2 separate regions of the Homo sapiens genome follow, and region 1 is linked to region 2. Evidence: read pairs that join two places in POLR2A ChIA-PET (ENCODE). Cell type or tissue: PC-9. All regions are shown on one strand. Links, peaks and the distances in the headings refer to the core of each region. The heading gives the core; the rest is flanking DNA.

What was found. Peaks named below come from ENCODE experiments on the same cell type or tissue, not always from the same donor. Only the 100,000 strongest peaks of a DNase experiment are listed, where the experiment ranks them.
Region 1: POLR2A ChIA-PET joins it to region 2 with 5 read pairs; 2 of 35 experiments call an interaction of 5 or more read pairs at or near these places.

Annotation. Positions count from the first base shown.
Region 1 is chr6:142,183,456-142,191,455 of GRCh38, reverse strand. It overlaps VTA1 (vesicle trafficking 1), which reads right to left. Exons shown (of 8, transcript NM_016485.5): 5 at 1,922-2,030. Among named protein-coding and RNA genes, the nearest start is that of VTA1, 40 kb to the right of the region's middle. In PC-9, for the core only: no CTCF peak of the experiment used is centred there; no DNase peak of the experiment used is centred there.
Region 2 is chr6:142,513,701-142,522,560 of GRCh38, reverse strand. No RefSeq gene overlaps it. Among named protein-coding and RNA genes, the nearest start is that of ADGRG6, 220 kb to the right of the region's middle. In PC-9, for the core only: no CTCF peak of the experiment used is centred there; a DNase peak (open chromatin) is centred at 4,350.

The DNA.
Region 1 (8,000 bases), core at 1-8,000, 330 kb after region 2:
AAACAGATCAACGTGATAATCAAAATGCACACTTCCTACTTTCAAAGGCAAAATGTTAAAGAGTTTTAAGATTAGAGAAGTTACTGATATGGAAAGAATGCCGAAAACCCCAAATTGACAATTTATTAGGTATTTCAATATACCTAAAATGCAACATCTAAAATAGTCCCGAAAAGTAAAACAGCTAGTTGGTTTCACAAAAAATTTCCAGGGTGCATTTAAAGACCAGATAATTCCACTGTTCCAAAGCACAGAAAAAGACTAGAAATATTCTGAGTATATTTATGAAGTAAGCATAACATCATAACATTGATACCAAAAAGGAAAACTGTAGACCATCTTTAGTTATAAATGTCAACATAAAAATCCTAAATGATATAGTAGTGAACTGAACCTATCAGTATAATAAAAAAATAATATATCATGACCAAGTGGGGTTTATCACACAATGTAAAATTGGTTCAATAATAGGCAATCTTTCAATATAATTCATTATAATAATAGATCTAAAGAGATTAATTAGATTGGGGTTGGCCAACTATGGCCAGTGGGCTGGCAGGCTGTTAACTGTAAATAAAGCTTTACTGGAACACAACCACACTCATTTTTTTACATATTATCTATGGCTACTTCTGTACTACAACAGCAGAGCTAAACAGCTGCAACAAAGACAGTATCATTCATAAACTGAAAATATTTATTATCTGATCCTTTAAGAAAGTTTACTGATGCCTGCATTGGATAATTATCTTCACAAATGCATAAAAGTGTGTAACAAAATGCAAGGATCGTTTGGAATTTTCTCAGTTCCAAGAACAGTGGTCGTTCTCTTTATAACCATCTATTTACTACGTCTAATACATAAAAAACAAGTAAGTGAAAAAAGGTTTCCCTTTTCTATTACACATTAACTGAAAGGCCAAGTAAAATAATGAGACCTTTATTTTTTCATGATTAAAATTTGTAAAACGCACTGTGTGATGGTAAAATTTTCCTGTACATATTAAGTTAAAAAAAAACATAGCCAGGTACAGAACAGTATGTATATTACCAGTTGTATGAAAAAATGGAGCATATATGTTTCTACTTGGTAGTAAATTCATAAAAAATGATCTCTGTAAAGATACACAAAAAAAACTAAAAATGCTTACTTGAGTTTTGGTAGGATCTGGGAAGACGGGGGATGTGGTAGACAGGAGAAATTCACTTCATATTTTTTATATACTCTACAATTTTTTTGAACCATGTGAATGTATTACTAACTCCGCAAATAACCTACATAACTCAAATAGATTTACAAAAAATGATACGGTATTCTTCGTGGTTTGAAAACATTTTATAAATTATAAATGGATTGCCTTTCCTATGTAACAGGAATGAAATCTGATTAAAAGTAGGAGGCCAGGTACGGTGGCTCACGCCTGTAATCCCAGCACTTTGGGAGGCCAAGGTGGGCGGATCACAAGGTCAGGAGATCGAGACCATCCTGTCTAACACAGTGAAACCCCGTCTCTACTAAAAGTACAAAAAAATTAGCCAGGCGTGGTGGCAGGCGCCTGTAGTCCCAGCTACTCGGGAGGCTGAGGCAGGAGAATGGCATGAACCTGCGAGGCGGAGCTCCCAGTGAGCAGAGACTGCGCCACTGCACTCCAGCCTGGGCGACAGAGCGAGACTATGTCTCATTAAAAAAAAAAAAGCAGGAGACAGATAAGTCACTTTGTTGACATGGACAGGTATTACAGCAGTTTGACCTTTATTTCTATTTCTCACTGTCCCTAAGTTTATGATTTTATACTTAACTTTCATTGATTCTGGGCCTGATGAAAACAAAACTGTATTGTTCCCTCCAAAAACTTTGAGTAATCTACTGAATAATTATGATTCTACTAAGTCCTTTTACTCAGAATAAATAAATACATACCATTATCTTCTTCAATTCCAACAGGGCCTGCTTGAGGAGTCTCCCCATTCTTTAAACAATTATGGATGTATGTTGCCTTCCATCTGGCATACTTCCTGTGTTTCACATTCTAAAAGAGAGCATTTTTATATCAACATTGGACTATGGTAAAGAAGTAAAAAGTAAACATTTATGATGACCTATATCATATTTCTGAGATAAAACCTATTTTTGCAGATTACAGCTCTAAAAGAAACTGGCAATACCCCACCCTATTGCTGGAATCCACCAAGTATTTAAGGCTTGACAGAATTCATGAAAAGCTATTGTCCTCAAAACATACGCCCAGTTCTCTTTTATCATATAACATTTCAGAAAGGATATGCAACGGAAAAACAGGAGTGTCCTTCCAGCAAAATTTGCAACTCTTCTGCACAGGGGAGAAATAGGCTAAAGTAGAAATCTAAGACTAAATATAAAAATAACAATAGATTGAATTATTTTCACTAAAGACAAAAAAACAGAACTGTACAAATCAAGAAAAAAATAAAAAGAAAATTAAGATGTGGTGGTTAAAGCAAATGCTAGACTGATAGGCAGGTAAACCTGACTTTTTAACTAGTCACATGCTAGTTAACAGCTCTGAACCTCAGTTACCCTGATTCTAAAAAGGGAAAAATAATACCTCATTGGGTTAACTGAAAAGATCATGAAGAACCTGTTAGCTGCCTCTTCTTCTATGTCTTAAAACTAATGTAACATGATATGCTAATGTTACAGGATGTAAGATAAAAATTTGCATTAAAAATATAAAAATCTCTTAGAATTTTGGATGTGCTAGTGATTTTTAGTTTATATTTTCCACTGACCTTTATAGTGGCATCGTTATCACTTGGGAACTTGTTAGAAATGCAGAATCTTCAAGCCCACCCCAGATCTACTGAACCTGATCTACAAGTGCCAGCCTGCACCTGCACTACAAGACCACCAGGTGATTTATACGCACATTAGCGTTCCAGAGCGAACGTGGTTTTACTATTTGAAAACAGGCACGGTGGCTCATGCCTGTAATCCCACCACTTTGGGAGGCTGAGGCAGGCAGATCATGAGGTCAGAAGTTCAAGACCAGCCTGGCCAACACAGTGAAACCCTGTTTCTATTGAAAATACAAAAATTAGCTGGGCGTGGTGGCACGTGCCTGTAGTTGCAGCTACTCGGGAGGCTGAGGCAGGAGAATCACTTGAAGCCAGGAGGCAGACGCCACTGCACTCCAGCCTGAGCAGCAGAGAGAGACTCTGTCTCAAAAAAAAAAAAAAAAAAAAAAAAAAAAGAAATAAAGAAATAGAGGGCTAGGCACAGTGGCTCATGCCTGTAATCCTAGCACTTTGGGAGGCCAAGGAGGGTGGATTGCCAGAGCTCAGGAGTTGGAGACCAGCCTGGCCAATATGGTGAAACCCCGTCTCTATGAAAAACACAAAAAATTAGCCGGGCATGGTGGCACACACCTGTAATCCCAGCTACTCAAAAGGCTGAGGCATGAGAATCACGTGAACCCAGGAGGCAGAGGTTGCAGTGAGCCAAGACTGCGCCACTGCACCAGCCCAGCTCCGGACCTCCTCCCGGCCAAAAAAAAAAAAAAAAAAGAAAGAAAGTATCCTTTTGCAAAGATCCACGAAGTCACTGATAAGTACAAATGCAGCAGGTGGTCCAGATACTTAGTTGAGTATTCTATAATGTGAGTCTCTAGATACTACTACAGGCAGCTTCTGTACAGAAAACTAAAAAAAAATTAACCCCTAAATTACTAAATTTGTATCACATTTCCTTATCAAACACTCCTCTTACATATTCAATTTAAAAATCTATACATTGATTCTGATTTTCTTCCAGGTATGACATTTTGCTCCACTTCACAAATGAGCTTTCCAACAGAAGTATCCACATTTAGTCTTCACTACTTCACCACTCAGTTCACTCTGTGGGGTGGGGAGGGTATATTTCTTTTCTGTATAGTTCATATTCTCCAGTAACACAAAAGGTCAGGGAATTTGAATATGCCTGTGTCTTTTACTGGCAGGGAGCCCACATGCGTCAGCCTGTTCCTCACTTAAGTTGTCAGTTCATTTGAGGAATTGCTCTTGCTAATATCAACTGCCTAGTCTACACTAGAAAATCCAAGGGACACTTTTTAGGTATCATCTTACCAAACTGCTACACTCTGTAAATATATTAAAAGCCCTGGACTATGCCAATCTTTGTGAAACCTTCTCTATCTCTAGTTTTTGTGACACTCTATTCTCTTGGTTTCTCTCTAACCTCCTTTGGCTCCTAATCCTCTAGCTGACCTTCAAGTAATTTTAAATACTCTGTCCTAGGACAGAGTGCAAAATAGTGGGCGCAATCAATAATAACTCATATAGAATTTTAAATATGAATTATGTTTTATATATCCAAATATGGGAAAAGTTACATAAAAGCCAAATTTCTAACTTCTCTTTTAAAAATGAAATATCTGGGCCCAGATTTATTTAGTAATAATTATCTGAGCTGAATGAATAGAGGCAGTTCCCTTCAGATAATGTATGTTCATTCATTCTCCCTCTCCTCCATCTCAAGTTCATACATCATATCAGTTGCCATTTATTATCTCACAGTGGGGCTGTCTTAAGCCATTACACCACCTACCAGATTCATACAAACATCATGATCCTGCCATCTAGCTTTTTTTTTTAACCTCTTCATATGCCTTCCCATAGCTTTAAATACTATTGATAAATTTATTATTCTTAAATTTATGAATCTAGCCAGAATCTGCTTTGACAAATACCCGACTATGTGACATCACCACTTGGATGTCTCACATACAATTAAAATTAAAACTGTTCTTTTGATCCCCCTACCACCTCTCCTTTCCTCTGGGAACTTCACTCTCAAGTAAATGGGAGGAGTCATTTTTAACAGCTCTCTCTATACTTTGCCTCTCCCCCCACTCCCTTACCTAATTCACCAAGAATCCAGTTGATTTTCCTTTTGAAACATACCTTGATTGGTCTTCATCTCCCCATTTTCACTGAAATAGCCCCCTAATTTGTCCCAACTTCTATTCTTGCCCTAGCCCCTACCACACCTTCCTCATCTAGTGCTCTGAGTACAGTGATCTTTCTAAAATATAAATCCATTCGTGTCAATCTTTTCATTTAAAATGCAAAATAAACTCTAACTTTGGATACAAGGGTCTACTCTACCTGGTTCTTGATTGTCCAACCTCTTCTCAATGTCCCTATCCCATTCACTGACTACTACCCAGCTATGCATTTTTTTCTGTTACTACACATGCCATGGCCCATACAACCTGTTTGCCTATTGTCTTTTTTCTTCCTCACCCAGCTAACCCACCCCTACTCAGCTCATTCCTCATATGCCAGATCAAATGCCACTTCCTCAGAAAGGTTTTCCTGATGTTCCCAATCAAAGGTCAGACTCTCCGGTAATCTTACATCTTTTTTTAAAACAACATTTATCATAGTTTATAATTATATAAGGATGCTGACAAAGTGTCCTCCCAGACCCTCAAAACACCCACATACCTTACAATATAAGCTCATTAAAAGCAGAGTCTATCTGTTGTTTATACCAAGCACTTGGCTTTGTGACCAGTATGCAGTAGTTGCTCAGGAAGTATACATATCTCCAATGTATGAAAGCTTAACTGATTCTAACTGAAATTTCTGTGGTAGTACAAGAGATCATTATTTCTGTGGTATGTAAGTGGCTATTGGATTTAGGAAGTTCTGTTACGTTTATGATACAGTTAGATAGAATGACTTGAAATTTCCAGTGTTTTAGGCCTACAGAAACAGCAATATCCTGTGGTTCACCTTTTTCTTCCTTTTTCATTTTTTCAGAGCAAAGAATATGTGCTAAAGCACTGACTTTTCCAGATTATTTTTAATTTTTCAAAATCCTGAGCAATTAGAATTGAAGGGCTACAAATGCTGGATTAGTATCAGATTTGAGTCTCTATGTTCACTTGAATTCAGTATCTGCAAAATGACATTCTTTTAAAATGTTTATTATTAACCTATGCTCCAGCAATGAAAACTAATGAAGGTAATTAATTACCCTAAATTTTTAAACTTTCCCTCTTTGGGGAAAAACATAAGGTATGTATAGTTAACCTCAACATACTTTTAGGCTCTGTAAAAGTTTGCTGTTAATTAAGACCTTTAATTAGCAATATGGGATATATAAAATAAGTCAATACATTATTTCCACCCTTAGGGAGCTACTCATCTGGCTATCGATATGAAATTAAAATACAAAGAACTGTTACTATAAAAACACTTAGTAGGAAGTATTAAACCTGTTTCCTATAGTAAGTACATGGAACAGTTCAGAGAATAAAGAAAAAACAGAATAAGGTAAAGGAAATGATACTTTAGTTTGGCCATGCAAGATGGGTAAGATGTGAAAAAATGGAAGCAATAACAAGATTCTGGAGAGAAGGAAAAGTACAAGCAAAGATAGAAATAAGGAAATACTTGGAGAATAAAGATAAATAAACCAATATGCCATGGATAGAAGATACATATTAAATGCTAGTTGGATACGTAAGATAAATCCAAGACAAGATTAAAGTCTTGGACTGACATCTTTATAGCATTCTACAGGTTATAAAGCATTTCCACACATTTTCCTCTACTTGGTCTTCATCAAAACCTCGAAATTTAGGCAGGTCACATTTTACTCACACTAAGGCTTTGAGACATTATAAGACTGGCTCAATGTAAATACAGTTTAATCTGGCATTCAAGGCCCTCTACATTGTGGACACTCAGTCTTATTTCCATTTCCCTCAATCAAGATTGGATTCCTGTCTTACCTGCATTCTCTTCTTATGCTATTCTCTCTTATCTAACATGGTTTCCTTTCTGCCCAGTCTCTTTTCCTCCAAGGCTAAGTGCAAATGTTTACTCCCTATGAAGCACCCTCATTTCCAGTAAGTCAAGTTATTTATTATTTACTCAAGTCAGGTACTATGCTAAGTGCTGGGGATACATGAGATGAATGAGTCAAGCATGAGTTTTAGAGTCTAATGTGAAACCACGCAATAACTGACATCCCTAAATGTGACACGTGTCTTATCTGAAGTCCCTATTTCTTCATCCTTCTTTCTTGGGATTCTATAATCTTATCATTTTAGAGATGAAGAAATGTCATTACAAAAGTAAAGTAATTTACTGAAGGTCATACTGTTTTAGTAGTAAAGTTAGCCACTCATTCAGGTCTATCTTGGTAAACTACAATTACCACGCTGCAATTTGCAACTCAGATTAAAATAGATGAAATAACAGAAAATAAGCCTTAAAGATCAGCTACTTAATGTTTATCAATGCAGAATGTACCTTTTGGTAGTTACGAAGAAAACTATTTTACAAGTAAATGAAGAAATTGCTAAGGAAAGTTTAAACTGCCTTCTTTGAGGGTCTTTAAAATTAGGCTAAATTTTCTTCTATCTGAAATAATTTAATCCTGTCTAAAGACTTAGTAGAAAAGTTGTAATGACTTTAGAAGGTTCTTTCAGTCCTAATATCTAAGCATGAGCAGTGTAGAGAAGTTTAAACCAATTTGAGTTTCTGCATTAGTATGTGAAATTTAAGAAACTAAGTTGAAAAGGGCTCAGTTTAGTAAAGCAACGTATTTAATTTTTATTTCATCCTGTTTCCAAAACATCCCTATTCCTACAAACTGCTGCATATACTATTTAGCAGAAATTTCCGGCAGTTGTAATTCCACTAATTCACTTTTCAATGTTGTTTTCTTTAAAATAAAGGATGTAAAGGATGCTGGATACTAAACAATATTTTAAAAGGAAATTTTCAAGATGTATTTTTGAAATTCATTAACTCCTTTTGGCTGATTAAACATCCTTTCTAAGAGACAGGAACTGCAAAAAGAACTTTTACTTTTGTCCTTGGCCTCTAAGTTCCTGTTTTGTTATTAGATTGATGAGAATCACTGACAACTGCAAATTTTGGCCACTTAAGAATTAGCATGAATTTTCATTTAATTTTTAAATCACTTGCTACACTGAAGCATG
Region 2 (8,860 bases), core at 396-8,395:
AGAATTAACGCAGATAACTTTCCTTTTAGATACAGTTATCTGTGTTGGATCAAATATTTAAAACAAAATTATAATACTGTAAAAAGCCAGCCTTAGGAAAAAAGGAAACCCTCAAGTGGGATTTCAAAATCAAAGCAGTGAGTGTCTACGCCAATGCCAAGGGATACCTAACCCAGAAAAAAGCTCTAAAGACAAACAAACAAAATTTTAATGTCCTCACAGGAAATACCGAGCCAGGATTGTCTTAGTTTCCTAGAGTGTCATGACAAAGCACCACAAACTAGGTATCTTAAAACAACAGCAATTTATTCTGCCACAATGCTGGAAGCCAAAAGTCTGAAATCAAAGTGTTGTTGGTAGGGTTTGTTCCTTCTAGAGGCCCCGAGGGAGACTGTCCTGTGCCTCTCTCCTGGCTTCTGGTGGTGGCTGGCAATCCTTGGTGATCCTTGTCTTGGAGCGGCATCACTCCAATTCCTACCTCCATTGTCACATGGCCTTCTTCACTGTCTCTCTCTTTCCCTCTGTTTTAACAGCTCCCTTCCCTTGTCTTATAAAGACACCAGTCATTGGGTTTAGGGCTCACCCTAATCCAATATGTTATCTTAACTTGATTACATCTGCAAAGACTCTGTTTCCAAATAAGGTCACATCCATTAGCTCTAGGGGTTATGAATTGAACACATCATTTTAGAGGACACAATTTAACCCACAACAAGGATGTGAATATGAAATTTGGTCCCAGAGTAGTAAAATGCCTAAAGTACCACATAAAAGCAAACATGAAACCTCTCACTAGAAAAATCTCCACCAACCAAGGCACGTGGGACTCCAATTAAAACATACACACAAACACACACACCCTCCTGAAGAGAAGCTCACAATAAAAAAAATACAAAGCATACAGAAAAATGACCTATCTTGAAAAGGAAGAACAAGTACAACAATAAAGAACAAACATTTGAAATAATAAAAAATATCCCAAAGGTTTGCAATGATAAAAATAGCTCTGTAAAATAGTAATTGAAGTGTTTAAGACATATAAGAAGAAATAGAAAATAAAATTAAAGATGCGGCCACAGTAATGTGGACTTGGAAAAGAGAAAGTAGATATTGTGGAAATAAAAAACATACTTACTTATTAAAATTAACACAATAAATTGGTTAAGCAATAGATTAGACATAGCTAAAGAGAAAGATCAGTATGTTGGAAGATGAATCTGGTCTAAGTGCTCAGAAAAGCAGCACAAATAAAGAGAATAAAAAACATATTAAAGACAGTATAAGGGGCATGGAAGACTGTGTAGAAAAATTCAATATACATCCAAAATAATTGCAGAGAACAAGAAGAGAATTAGTGTAGATGACACAATATTTTTAAAAATAATGCCTGATAATTTTCTAGAATTAAGAAAGGTCATGATCCTCAGATTGGTTCTTAAGTATCCCAGATGCATTATAAGGAGATTGCAGAACACCAAAGACAAAAAATGAATCTTAAAAAACAACTTGAGCAAAGGAACAGATTGCCTGTAAATGAATAGCAATTAGACTTGCAGCAAAGTTTCTCATAAGTGAAAGTAAAGGCCAGAAGGCAAGGGTACTTTAAAACGTTATGGTAGTCCTGGAGAAGATAACACCAACTAACATTTACATAGTGATCTAGTATTGAAAAATGGGGGTAAAAAAGACAAAAGGTAAGAGAATGCGTCACTAGCAATAGAAAAGCCATAATTTAAGAAATAAAAGGAAACTCAGAAAAAAAAAGAGTAGGCATGCAAAACAATAAATATTATAGTAAAGAAAACTCATTAGCAATCTCATGTGATGAACATAGATATAAAAACAATGCATTAAACATTAGTACATCAAATCTAGCAATGTACCTTAAAAATACATATGACAAAGGGGGTTTATTTTGGAACTACAAGGTGACTTAATATTAGAAAAGGTAGTAATTTAACACATTGGCAAACTAAAAAGGAAAGACATAACACTGTACTTAAATATAGTTGGTATAGATAGAAAAAATATTGGATTAAATTCAACCTCTAGAGGTGATTAAACACCTCCTCCTACACACACATTTACCCAACTATGAATAAGACAGAAACCCCTTAAACAGCTGAAGAATACCTACCTAAAACCAACAGCAAACAACATATGCTGTGAGTGAAATGTTGAAGTCCCAACTAACACAACGATGTCAATTTACAAACTTATGTGTTTTAATTTTTTATATTGAACTAATTTTAAACTTATAGAAAAGTTGAAAAATAGTATGGAGAGTTTCTTTATATTCCTTACCTAGCCTCCCCAAATGTTAACCTCTTATATGATCAGAGTATGATTATTAAAACCTGGACATTAGCATTGGTACGATACTATCAGCTAAAGATCTTAGAGCTTCACAAGTTTTCTCCTAATGTCCTTTTCCTGTTCTAGTTTCCTATAGAAGATTTTACACGACATTTCGTTGTTAGACATAATTACCTCTAGAAGTTTGGAGTCATTCCCCAGCGTTACCTTGCTTTCCACGATCATGACATTTTTGCCAGGGTTGATCAGTTATTCTGTTGAATCTTCCTCAGTTTGGATTTTTTCTGATGTTTTCTTATGAGTGGATTGATGTTATGCATTTTTGTTAAGACTAACAGAAATAAGGTTGTATTTTTCTCAGTGCTTCATACCACGGCATTCAGTATGTCAATATGTACAAGCTATATTATTAAGATTTGTAATGAAGGTTAAATACATAAGGAGATACATTACATCCATGGATTCAAAGAATAAATGGTTAAAATATAACAATTCTCTTTAAAGTGATCTATAAATTCATGTAATTCCCATCAAATTCTCACCGTACTTTTTCATGGAATTAGACAAGCTGATTCTAAAAAAACTTGAGAAAAATAAGTCATCAAGATAAACCTATGCAATTCTATAGGAGATTTTTAAAATAAAGCTTTAGTAAATAACACTGTGATGCTTATGCAGGGATAAGCCCTGCAACTGAAAAAAAAAAAAAAAGAATTCCAAGAAACAAACTCACATATTTTGAGTACTTGATACAGGACAAAAATGGTATTAAAACTCTAATGTGGATGGAGATGATGGTGGACAGGAGGCGGAACTAGATTGCAGCTCTGACTCGGACAACATGCAGCATGTGGAGGCTTGCCTCATGAACTTTTGCTCCAGAACGACTGTAGGAATATATTAGGAAAACTGAGGGAACCACAGATCCTCTGAAGGAAGTGGATTGCTCCTGTAGGACCCTGAAGACACCCCAAATACTATGAGTGCCCAAACTGTGGAAGTGGGAAAGGGAGATCATCTGCCCCAAACATACATCCCGACTGGGGAACCTGCAGGTCTAGATTAAGGGAGAAGATTCTGATCTTACCTGGAGCTCAGTCAATTTAGAGAGCAGAGTGAAATACAGGGTAAAGAAGGCAGCAGGAAAAGACCTGTTGGCTCTCAGGGTCCCTTAGCAAGCCATTTCTGCCTTGCCTCACTGGAATCCCTGGGGACGGTGGATAGAGGCACTGGGAAAAGGCCAGAGGGAGAAGGTAACCTCCAGCTGAACTTTGTAATAACTTAAACCGATTGAGAAGTCTCCTGGCCAGAACTCGGGGGAGGCTTTGAATCCAGTGTACAAACTCCACAGGAGGGGGAAGAATAAAAGCCCTACTTGGTTTTGCAGCTGGGAGTCAGGTAGCCTGTGGCACATTCTCAGCCCTGCTCACCCACTGCTTGGAAACAGTCTTGGTGCTGTTGGTCGGGGCATAGTGGGAATGAGACCAGCCTTTTAGATTGTGTGGGAACTGGGTGAGACCTGTGACTGCTGGCTTTCCCCCACTTCCCTGACGACCTACATTACACAGTAGAGGCAGCCATAATCCTCCTAGGAACATAGCTGTTGACCTGGGAACCTCACCCCCATCCCCCACAGCAGCCACAGCAAGACCCATCCAAGGAGAGTCTGAGCTCAGACATGCCTAGCCCTGCCCCCACCCAGTGGTCCTTCCCTACCTACCCTGGAAACTGAAGACAAACAGCGTATACTCTTGGGAGTTCCAGGGCCCCCACACCAGCTGTTCCTCCCCATACTACCAGAGCTGATGCTGTCTGGAAAGTGTTGGCAGGAGGCCAACCAGCACAAAAATAGGGCATTAAACCACTGAAGCTAGGGTCCATCAAAGAGTCCATTTCATCACCCTGCCACTTTCCCCAGAGCAGGCGCTTGTATCCATGGCTGCAGGACCCACAGACGGTTCATATCAGAGGACTCTGTGCAGACAGTCCCCAGTACCAGCACAGAGCCTGTTAGACTTGCTGGGTGGCTAGATCTAGAAGAGAGATAACAATCATTACAGCTCAGCTCTCCAGAATCCACATCAAGAGGAAAAAGGGGAGAGTACTACATCAAGGGAACACCCCATAGACAAAAGAATCTGATCAACAGCCTCCAGCCCTAGATATTCCCTTTGACGGAGCCTACCCAAATGAGAAGGAACCAGAAAATCAACTCTGTTAATATGACAAAACAAGGTTCTTTAACACCCCCCAACAATCACACTAGCTCACCAGCAATGGATCCAAACGAAGAAGAAATTTCTAATTTACCTGAAAAAGAATTCAGGAGGCTAGTTATTATGCTAATCAGGGAGGCACCAGAGAAAGGTGAAGCCCAATTTAAGGAAATAAAAAATAACAATAATACAATAAGTGAAGGGAGAAATATTCAATGAAATAGATAGCATAAATTAAAAAAAAATCAAAACTTCAGGAAACAATGGACACATTTATAGAAACACAAAATGCTCCAGAAAGTCTCAGCAATAGAACTGAACAAGCAGAAGAAAGAACTTCAGAGCTCAAAGACAAGGTCTTTGAATTAACCCAATCCAACAAAGACAAAGAAAAAAGAATAAGAAAATATGAACAAAGGCCAGGCGTGGTGGCTCACCCCTGTAATCCGAGCACTTTGGGAGGCCAAGATTCGTGGATCATGAGGTCAGGAGTCCAAGACCAGCCTGGCCAATATGGTGAATACCCTGTCTCTATTAAAAATACAAAATTTAGCTGGGCATGGTGGTGCATGGCTGTAGTCCCAGCTACTCAGGAGGCTGAGTCAGAAGAATCGCTTGAACCCAGGAGGTGGAGGTTGTAGTGAGCCGAGATCACACCCCTGCACTCCAGCCTGGGTGACAGAGCAAGACTCTGTCTCAAAAAAAAATAAAAGAAAATATGAACAAAGCCCCCAAGAAGTCTGGGATTATGTTTAATGACAAAACCTAAGAATAATTGGTGTTCCTGAGGAAGAAGAGAAATCTAAAAATTTGGAAAACATTTGGGGGAATAATCGAGGAAAACATCCCCCGCCTTGCTAGACATCTAGACATTCAAATATAAGAAGCTCAAAGAACACTTGGGAAATGCATCGCAAAAAGATCATCCCCTATGCACATTGTCATCAAGTTAACTAAACTTAAGATGAAAGAAAGAATCTTAAGAGCTGTGAGGCAAAAGCACCAGGTAACCTATAAAGGAAAACCTATAGGATTAACAGCAGATTTCTCAGTGGAAACCCTACAAGCTAGAAAGGATTGGGCCCTATCTTCAGCATCCTCAAACAAAACAATTATCAACCAAGGATTTTGTATCCAGTGAAACTAAGCTTCATATATAAAGGAAAGATACAGTCTTTTTCAGGCAAACAAATGCTGAGAGAATTCACCACTACCAAGCCACCACTACAAGAACTGCTAAGAGGAGCTCTAAATCTTGAAACAAATCCTGGAAACACATTAAAACAGAACCCCTTTAAAGCATAACTCTCACAGGACCTATAAAACAAAAATACATTCAAAAAAACAAAAGCAAAAAACCAAGGTATACAGGCAACAAACAGCAACAAATGAATGGAATGGTACCCCACATCTCAATACTAATATTGAATGTAAATGGTCTAAATGCGCCACTTAAAAGATACAGAATTGCAGAATGGGTAAGAATTCACCAACCAACTATCTGCTGCCTTCAAGAGACTCACCTAAAACATAAGGACTCACTTAAGGTAAAGGGGTGGAAAAAGACAATTCATGCAAATGGACACCAAAAGTGAGCAGGAGTCACTATTCTTATATCAGACAAAACAAACTTTAGAGAAATAGCAGTTTAAAAAGACAAAGAGGGACACTATACAATGATAAAAGGCCTTCTCCAACAGGAAAATATTACAATCCTAAACATATATGCACCTAACACTGGAGCTCCCAGATTTATAAAATGATTACTAATAGATCTAAAAAATGAGATAGCAACACAATAATAGTGGAGGACTTGAATACTCCACTAACAGCACTAGACAAGTCATCAAGACAGAAAGTCAACAAAAAACCAATGGATTTAAACTATACCCTGGAACAAATGTACTTAACAGATATACACAGAACATTCCACCCAACAACCACAGAATATACATTCTATCCAACAGCAAGTGAAACTTTCTCCAAGATAGACCATATGATAGGCCACAAAACGAGCCTCAATAAATTTAAGAAAATTGAAATTATGTCAAGCACTCTCTCAGACCACAGTGGAATAAAACTGGAAATTAACTCCAAAAGGAACCTTGAAAACCATGCAAATACATGGAAATTGAATAACCTGCTCCTGAATGATCATTGGGTCAAAAATGAAATCAAGATAGAAATCAAAAAATTCTTCTAACTGAATGACAATAGTAACACAACCTATCAAAACCTCTGTGATACAGCAAAGGCAGTGCTAAGAGGAAAGTTCATAGCCCTAAACACCTACATTAATAAGTCTGAAAGAGCACAGACAATATAAGGTCACACCTCAAGGAAGTAAAAAAACAAGAACAAACCAAACCCAAACCCAGCAGAAGAAAGGAAATAAGAAAGATATGAGCAGAATTAAATGAAATTGAAACAAAAAATACAAAAGGTAAATGAAACAAGAAGCTGGTTCTTTGGAAAGATATATAAAATTGGTAGACCATTAGCAAGATTAACCAGGAAAAGATGAGAGAAAATCCAAATATGCTCAATTAGAAATGAAACAGGAGATATTACAACTGACACCACAGAAATACAAAAAATCATCCAAGGATACTATGAACACCTTTATGTGCATAAATTAGAAAACCTAGAGGAGCTGGATAAATTCCTGGAAAGATACAACTCTCCAGCTTAAATCAAGAAGAATTAGATACCCTGAACAGACCAACAACAAGCGACAACATTGAAATGGTAATTTAAAAATTACCAACAAAAAGAAGTCCAGACAGATGGATTCACAGCAGAATTCTACCAGACATACAAAGAAGAATTGGTAGTAATCCTATTGACACTATTCCACAAGATAGAGAAAGAGGGAACCCTCCCTAAATCATTCTATGAAGCCAGTATCATCCTAATACCAAAACCAGGAAAGGACATGCCAAAAAAGAAAACTACAGACCAATATCCCTGATGAATATAGATGCTAAAATCCTTAACAAAATACTAGCTAACCAAATTCAACCACATATCAAAAAGATAATCCACCATGATGAAGTGGGTTTCATAAAAGGGATGCAGGGATGGTTTAACATATGCAACTCAATAAATGTGATATGCCACATAAACAGAACTAAAAACAAAAATCACATGATCATCTCAATAGATGCAGAAATATCATTCAACAAAATCCAGCATCCCTTTATAATTAAAACTCTCAGCAAAGTTGGCATGCAAGGGACATACCTCAATGTAATAAAAGCCATTTATGACACACCCACAGACAACATAATACTGAATGAGGAAAAGTTGAAAGTACTCCTTCTGAGGACTGGAACAAGACAAGGATGCCCCCTCTTACCACTCCTCTTCAACATAGTACTGGAAGTTCTAGACAGAGCAATCAGACAAGAGAAAGAAATAAAAGGCATCCAAATTGGCAAAGAGAAAGTCAAATTGTTGCTGTTTGCTGATGATATGATTGTTTGTCTAGAAAACCCTAAAGACTCCTCCAGAAAACTCTTAGAACTGATAAAAGAATTCAGCAAAGTTTCCAGGTACAAAATTAATGTACACAAATCAGTGGCTCTTCTATATACCAACAGTGACCAAGTTGAGAATCAAATCAAGAACTCAACACGTTTTACAATAGCTGCAAAAACAAAACAAACAAACAAAATACCCCCAAAAAACAAAACTTTGGAATATACCCAACCAAAGAGATGAAAGACCTCTACAAGGAAAACTACAAAACACTGCTGAAAGAAATCACAGACAACACAAACAAGTGGAAACACATCCCATTCTCTTGGATGAGTAGAATCAATATTGTGAAAATGACCATACTGCCAAAAGCAATCTACAAATTCGATGCTATTCTCATCAAAATATCACCATAATTCACCACAGAATTAGTAAAAACAATCCTAAAATTCATATGGAACCAAAAAAGAGCCTACATAGCCAAAGCAAGACTAAGCAAAAAGAACAAATCTAGAGACAGCACATTACCTGATTTCAAACTGTATTAGAAGGCCATAATCACCAAAACAGCATGGTACTGGTATAAAAATAGGCACATAGACCAATGGAACAGAATAGAGAACCCAGAAGTAAACCCAAATATTTACAGCCAACTGATCTTCAACAAAGCAAACAAAAACATACAGTGAGGAAAGGACACCATATTCAACAAATGGTGTTGGGATAATTGGCAAGCCACATGTAGGAGAATGAAACTGGATTCTCATCACTCATCTTATACGAAAACTAACTCAAGATGGATTAAGGACTTAAATTTAAGACCTGAAGCTATAAAAATTCTAGAAGTT